Linked DNA regions of Mus musculus: region 2 is linked to region 1. A link is a contact called in ENCODE Hi-C or POLR2A ChIA-PET data. All regions are on one chromosome and are shown on one strand. The core of a region is the stretch at or near the end of the contact, and the rest is flanking DNA. Distances in the headings are between cores, read along the strand shown. Region 1 holds the start of Fstl1 (follistatin-like 1). Region 2 holds the start of Lrrc58 (leucine rich repeat containing 58).

Region 1 (3,720 bases), core at 423-2,922:
GCCCTCATGTTTGTAAGCGGGCCAGGTAGTGATGAATTGTCTGGAGTCTGGAGCCAGACGGCTTGGGTTTGCATCTTGCCCTCACTACTATAACTTATTTTGTAAGTTGCACAAACTTCCCTGACTCAGTTCCCCTATGATTAAAGTAGAATCTTAATACAAGTAGTAGCTACCTAATAAATACTTGCTGCTTTTATTTCTCTAGAAATAAAAATAGACTGCTTCTACCTCAATCAGTGATACAGTGAATTAAAGGAACACACACCAGTACAGTGTGTGCGTGTGTGTGTGTGTGTGTGTGTGTGTGTGTGTGTGTGTGTGTGTTTAAAGTCCTGAAGACTGTGTGCATTTATTAATTCTGGGATTGACTCAAGCTGTGATGCAAAGGGTGGGGCTAAACTGTAAAGTGAAAGAAAAACTCTGAGGGGCTATAAACCACCCACCAGGGAGCTATTTCTTTTGTAATGTGCATTCCATTTCTTCTCTCTCATGCGTTTTAATTCTTTCCACATTTCCTGCCACAATTATCAAATGTTTAGTTTCTGACCTCACTTTTCTGGAGACTGGAGCCCAGGGAATTTAGAATTGTTTATTTTCTGTCCCTAAACCTTTGAGTTAATGGAGGGGCTTGTGCCATAGGGTTTGTTGGTTTGTTTGTAGTGTCTCAGGAAGGTCACTGGAGTTGAAAAGAAAACAAGAGAGAGAGAGAGAGAGAGAGAGAGAGAGAGAGAGAGAGAGAGAGACTCTACATATTTTAGCTGGAAACCAGAGGCCCCCAAAGGGTAGAGCCGCAGATTCCTGCATTTGCTCAACCGAGTTTAAGGGGAAATTTGGATTATAAAAGACTCTTATAGGGCCCAGATAATAACAATGACAACAACAAAAATCCAGGACATTTTACAAAGAAGAAAATGCATTTCAGGAAATCTCAATTCACTCTATGAAGAAGAAAGGAAATTTCATTTTGCTGTTAAAAAAAAAAACTTTTAAGTGCCCCCCCCCCCCCCCCCCGGCTAGGAAAGACTTGGAAAGAAAAAGTCCGTAACTATTCTGTTTCCTCTGAAGTGAACAGAACTCAAGGCGCCTTTTTGAACTCTGCGGCTGCTCTGGCCGCCGCCTCTGCTCCTATCCACCCAGTCTGTCCTCTCTCCCCACTCCCCAGCCTCCCTCCATATTAGGCGTGGTGGGGCTCCAGCTTTTGGCCCAAACTATTTCAAGAATTGAGATCTAAGTTTGTTAGGTAGAATTTCTGCTCCTAGCGTGCCAGAATCCCACTCCATCGTAAGGCTGGGGGACCTTCAGTCCCACCCCCAGAGAGCATCCCTAGAGTGCACACTCGACCGCTGGGGCGCAAACCCCAGAGACCGGTCACCTACCTCGCCGTGGACCAGGGCGATGGTCACCAGCGAGAGCGCCAGCCATCGTTTCCACATCTGCGGAAGAGAGAAGAGGGTGAGAGTGAAGGCGCTGGGCCCCGCTCAGACCCTAGAAACTTCTTCGGGTCCCACAGATTCATCCCCCTCCTCCCAGCACCCTCGGTGCCCGCAGCGGCCCGGCCTCTGCACCGCGCTCACCGTGCTCGGGTCCGGGACTCCGGAGGACACTGGGCAGGGTGGCGGCAGCGAGTTAGAGGCGAAGGTGGGAGCGTCGCTTATCACCAGGCTCCGAGGAAGTCCGACCTGGGCTCGCCGCCCCTTAAGACCCCTCCTTCCCCGCCCTCCGGCCCCCCAGCTCCTCCCTATTCTCCTCCCCTTCTGCAGCGCTGCCCCCGCGGCTCCCGCTGCGCTCCCTCCTCCCGGCCCCCGCCAGTAGCCCAGGAGCGTCCATGCACCGCAGGCATCCCCGTCCTCTCCTAGACCCCAACCAAGAATCTTCAGATATCTCAAGAGAAGGCACTGGGTGTCCGTGTCTCAGGGGACCCTGAAACAAAGGCGGGGGAAATCACAGAAATCCCACGCCCGGGAGGGGCGCTGGCCTGCGGCAGCGGGGGGGTGGGTGGGGGTGGGTAACAGAAGGAACTCGCTGAGGACTGCAGTGACAACCAGATGGACAGTACAGTGGGCATCCATGCCAGGGCTGGGACTCGAACCTAAGCATCCCAGAGCCACCCTTCCTTGTTGAAAGGGAAAAGGGAGAGTAGAGGATGTGAAGGTATTACTACAGCCCAAGAAGGAAGCAGGCATAGGAGCCCAAGATGGGCTGGTGAGCAGAAAGCTACTTTGCGGTCAACTGTGGGTGTACTAGGGAGAGGGGGCAAGTGCCCTGCTCTGCAGCATTTTTATATGCTTCCCTCCAACCCAGGAACTCTAACCCCTCTCCATCTCACCAATCTCCCGTTAGCACCTTGGCCATTTCTGGAAAAGTCCCTCTTTGAGCCTTTGATCTCCACCAGTGTTTCTTTCCCCAGAGGTCTTCAAAGGTGTGCCGCCCCTATAATAAGAGTGTGGATCCCCAATCTCTTTCCTGCCCTGGCTTCCCTATCTCTGGCGGTCAAAAATAAATCTCTGTGTGACACATTTCAACCTCTGGTTGCCGACTCCCACTTTCTACCTGCTCAGCCCATTCTTGACAGCACTGAAAACTAACCGCCATGTTCTTTCGCTCTGGGGTTTAGACAGTACCGTGTCACATCTTCATTCACTGAGATACTTCATCCACTTTCTTCTCCCACACCAAATCCAACCTTTCTGCCTTCCTTGTAAGCACTCCATTTCACCCCGTGGCCGAACCTTTTCGTCTTCTCTTCACCTTCTTTGCCACACACCCCGATGCTCTCATCATACCAGGTATCATGGTGTGCTCTGAACTTGTCTTAGTTTATCGTCTACCGAGGTCTGCTGAATACCTACAGCTGAAGGTTTCAAAATTATGCCTAAATTCCACACTGAGATAGCCCGAGTGCTACACAGATGGAAACAAAAATGTAAACTCTGTTATGGGTCATATTGGAATGTTGGCCATGGCTTTAAAACAGCAGGGGCTGCAATGGGTTTGCTACTGCTGAACCCCAGAATCAAACACACCCCATAGGTACAGGGAGAGTTGGAAAACCTGCTTGTGTAAAAATTAGCTGCATGAAAAAGCAAAATTAATGAATAAAAATAAATAAATAAATAGTCACTGCCCTCTATACTTAAGAGGGGTGTGCTAGTTAGTTTTGATTGTTGAGTTGACATAGCCTGAAGCTAAGAGAAGAATTGCCTATTAGACGGGCCTATGTCTGTGGAGGCATTGACTTGATAGTTGATGTTGGAGGACCTAGCCCACTGTGGGTGGTGCCATTCTGTAGGCACCTGGTCCTGGGCTAGAAAGCTAGCTATGCATGAGCCTGCAAGCAAGCCTGCAAGCAGCATCCCTCCCAGATTTCTGCTCCAGGTTCCCACTTGGGGATCTTTCTGCTGTGACTCTCCTCAGTGATGGACTGTGACCTCTGAGATGAAATACACTCCCCCTAAGTTGCTTTTGGTCGATGTCTTTTATCACAGCAACAGAAAGGAAAATAGAACACAGAGAGAATGATGCATTCTTTGAAGCTCAGCAGTCAGGTGTTACATGCCTTCCTATTTGTTGGATCAAGATGAACAGAGCATAAATGCCCCCCATTGGCTACCCTGCCTGTCATTGTGCTAGATTTGAAGAAATGAGCTTGGATGTACTAAGGTTTGCTTCTGTCCTCTAATAACACCATTGTGTGCCCTCAAAACTTCCTGTGCTTTTCCC
Region 2 (3,854 bases), core at 165-2,664, 91 kb before region 1:
CACATTCAGTAACATACAGTAACACAGATACAATGGTATGATGTGTGACACACAGAGGAAGTAATTTGGCTCTAATTGTCCTGGGAACAGTTTTTTTTTTTTTTTTTTTTTTTTTTTTTTTTTTTTTTAGAATTACAGAAAAGACTCCTAAGATAAAATTTTGAAATGTGAATAGTTCCTCAGGGTCAAAGGAAGCGCAGCGTGGTTTTTTTTTGTTGTTGTTGTTTTTGGGTTTTTTTGTTTTTTTTTTTTGTACCCAACCCCAACCCCACAATTTAGTGAAGCTGCCTTTCTGGGTGTGTGTGTGTGTGCAAGGCTCACTGACTCCACAAATGGTACTTTGGGTATCGGGAAAAGAGGGGAACTGGAAATAAAAACCAAGGAAGTAGGTCAGCACCTCCTACGCCACGTTAAATGCCACTTTGATGCAAACGCATGGAAAGTCTCGGAAGACTTAACCAGTAAGAAATCGCCAACCTCTGTTAACGGGAGCCCTTTTGACTCCCTGTCTAGACTCAAGAAAGAAGGCGAAGTCCGGCTTAGTGGCGCATGTCTTTTAGCCCCAGATTTGGGAGGTAGAGGCAGGCGGAGCTCTGTGAGCTTGAGGTTAGCATGGTCTCCACAATGAATTCCAGAGTTCATTGGGGGGCGCGGGGGGCGTCGAAGACCTGCGGCAGGCCAAACACAACCCAAAGGCTACCACCCACCCACCCACCCTTGGTCAGACGCTACGGGTGACAATGGCTCGCCTAGTCCCCCTCCCCCTCCAACCCGGTGCCACGGAGCTCGGGCCACCGCCCCGCTCCCCACCCCCGGGACTCGCCGCCGCTCACCTCCGCAAGTTCTCGATCTCGGCGGGGATGCTCTGCAGCTGGTTGCCGCCCAGGCTGAGGGTCTGAAGGGCGCGCAGCTCCAGCAGCGAGGCGGGCAGCTCCTGGAAGCAGTTGCCGCTGAGGTTGAGCACTTGGAGGCTGCGGCAGAGCGGCGACTGGGCCAGGCCCTTGGGCAGCGAGCCCGGGCCGCCGAGCCGGTTGTTCCTGGCCAGCAGCGTGCGCAGGCCGCTCAGCGTCAGCAGCTCGGGCCCCAGCGCCGTGAGCGAGTTGCCGCTCACGTCCAGGAGCTGGAGGTGCGGGAAGCCGCCGCCCAACGCCCGCGGCAGCGACGTCAGGCGGTTGTAGGGCAGCAGCAGCCGCAGGAGAGCCTCGCGCGCGCCGCGCCGCTCCTCGGCGCGCGCCTCCAGCTCCGACTCCAACGCCTCGGCCGACACGCTGAGGCGGGACCAGTTGAGTTCGGCCTCCCCGAGCGCGGCCTCCTCCATCCCGCCGGATCCCGGGCCCGCGAGCCGAGGCGGCGCGCCCCGGAACCTAAAGCGAGCGCCGCGTCGGAAGTGGCGCGGCGCGGCCCGGTACGGCCCGGGCGCTCACCCCCGCGCGCCCTCCGAGTCACGCGATGGTCGGCGCCGGGTGCGCGCGCCGCTCCGGGGGCCGGGCTCCGCCTCACGTGGCGCACGGCGCGGCGTCCGCTGCGCAGGAGCCGAGGCCTGGCGCTCCCGGGAACCGTGTGAGGGAGCTGTGCTCGCCCGGGCGTCGCGGGGCTCGGTGGGCGAGCCGGAGGCCTGAGGCTCCCCGGAGCGGGCAGCTCGCCCTTTATAGTGTGGCACCCGGTGGTGGCCTTGGCCGCCAGAGTAAACAGCTCCGGGGCTGTTGATCCCGCCCGGGGGCCTGCGCGTCACGGGGCGCCGCCTCCTTTGTTCTCACTTGAGGCCGGGGCCCCCCCATTTTTGCGGGATCCAGAGAGAGTAGCCATGACGGGGACGTAGCCTGAGAATTTAATGTCTTCAGGAGAACGTGCTTGGTGGCCCCACGCCTCTCGTCCCCGCTCTGAAATGCAGAGGCAGCCGTACTGAGTCTGAGGCCCGCCTGACCTACATAGCCCAGGCTAGCCAGGGCTACACGGTGAAGAACAAAGGCCTCTTCGAAGCTAAAGCCAAAGTCGGAGATGGCTGTCGCCCCAGCTGGAAAGCATGCTTGAAGACCTTCCCTTCCCTGATTGCCTGTTGTTTCTTAAAGCATTGTCTAACGCGAGCGAGCCAAGACAGCCACAGCTATACAGTGAAACCTTGTTTGGAAAAAAAACAAACCCCAAAACAACAACAAAAAGCACCATTGTAAAAGTATTGTGTGTCCAATAAGAACTTTGTCCACGTCAATCACAGAATCACTCCTGTGGGCTTTGGTCCCTTGGGCATGGGAATGCGCTTGGGAGTTGGATATAGGAGCCCCCTTTATTAGATCTAGCTTACACTGAGCTCAGATGGAGAAAGCGTTCAAAGCACTCTGCAAGTGAGAACTAGATAGAATTTAACTGGGAAAGTCTTGACTCTAGCTCTAATTCACTAATTCCAGTAGATTTATTTTCATCCTGATCCCATTTCAATGTCAATCTTTTCTGAGATTTCGTTTTGTAATTTTAAAGTCATTAGTGGAAATAAGAGAAAAGCTTAGTTTCTTACCGAGCTTAAATACAAGAAAGTTAAAAGGTTATGTGATAACCAGTGGGATTAAATTGCTTTTTTTCCTAAAAATCATAACCTCATCTACTCAGTTGTGCAGATGAGAGACTTCATGCTACTTCACAGCTAAGCTTTATGATTGAGTTGTCATGTTTGTTAGTTTAAACAATCTATGAGTGGAATTTAAAAAATATGTGCCAGACATAGTAGTACCTGCTTTTAATCCCAACATTCAGGAGGCAGAGGTGGGAGTGTCTCTGTGAGTACCAGCCTGATCTACATAGTTTTAGGACTGTCAGGGTAACAAAAAAAAAGAAACCATGTCTAAAAAATAAAATAAAATCTGCAAGTGTCTTGAAGACATCTGATTTGGAAGTTCCTTTTTTAAAATGGACCTTATTTCAGATCAACCTAATATTCTAGAAGAAGCCCTACTGTGATCAAGAATACTTAATGCTTTAAAAATGTGTACTCTTGGTAAAACAACAAGCAGTAGCAATGTCAAACGAGGGAAAAAAACAAAACATGATTGAGAAAAAGAGCTAGCCTGTGTAAACATCAGGTAGTAGGGGAAAGATGATCTCAATAATAGAATCTGAAGCTATGCAGAAAGTCCTAAGTGGGGCAGAAACTCCTTTTTAAATAAACAGTGAAGGAAAGAGGGTAGAAAATGGAGCTGTAGCAAAGAAATGGGCAAACTGACAAAATTTAGAGTCTACTGCTTGAAGAGCTGTAGTATGACCTATTTTAATAAAGATTTGTGCTATCGATATCTGTTTGTTGAATTTAGGCTAGATGGAAGCAGATCGTCGAACAGAAACTGTCTTGTAAAAGTTGAACATGGTATTATTTTTGAAGCTATAACAAGAAAACGATCAATATCAACGTAAACAGTGTATCTCCTCAACCAGAATGGGCTCCCATGTAAAGAAAAGCTCTTCATTTTCATTTTTTAGTGCATGCCCTTATATTCAACTCCCTACCATTCACTGCAGGCACGATTTGTTTATAATTAAATTTTTTTTAATGTGTGGTTTTTGGAGACAGGGTTTCTCTGTGTAGCCCTGGCTGTCCTGGAACTCACTCTGTAGACCAGGCTGGCTTTGAACTTAGAAATCCGCCTGCCTCTGCCTCCCTAGTGCTGGGATTAAAGGTGTGCGCCACCACGCCCGGCTATAATTACTTTTTATGCAAGTGTAATAAGTCACGTGGTTCTTCACAGCTTGCTTATACATGCGTATCATTGTGGCTTTGCCTCTTCAATCCACCCTCACTCTCCCTTGCCACCCAGCCCTTCCCGCCAGACCTGCTTTCATATTATGTACACAGACGTCCTGCATAT

The links. Hi-C counts contacts between places; a loop is a spot of excess contacts on that map. ChIA-PET counts read pairs that join two places held with the same protein, here RNA polymerase II (POLR2A).
Region 2: a loop to region 1 is called in a map of left cerebral cortex, with 2.6 times the contacts of the local background. The contact joins the promoter of Lrrc58 here to the promoter of Fstl1 in region 1. A Hi-C loop is called at or near these places in 1 of 37 maps with a recorded cell type or tissue (left cerebral cortex). POLR2A ChIA-PET finds 5 or more read pairs at or near these places in 2 of 5 experiments (Patski and embryonic stem cell).

Annotation. Positions count from the first base shown.
Region 1 is chr16:37,775,007-37,778,726 of GRCm38, reverse strand. Fstl1 (follistatin-like 1) reads right to left here and starts at 1,672. Exons shown (of 11, transcript NM_008047.5): 1 at 1,575-1,672; 2 at 1,377-1,433. The coding sequence starts at 1,433.
Region 2 is chr16:37,865,960-37,869,813 of GRCm38, reverse strand. It overlaps Lrrc58 (leucine rich repeat containing 58), which reads right to left and starts at 1,414. Exons shown (of 4, transcript NM_177093.3): 1 at 834-1,414. The coding sequence starts at 1,318.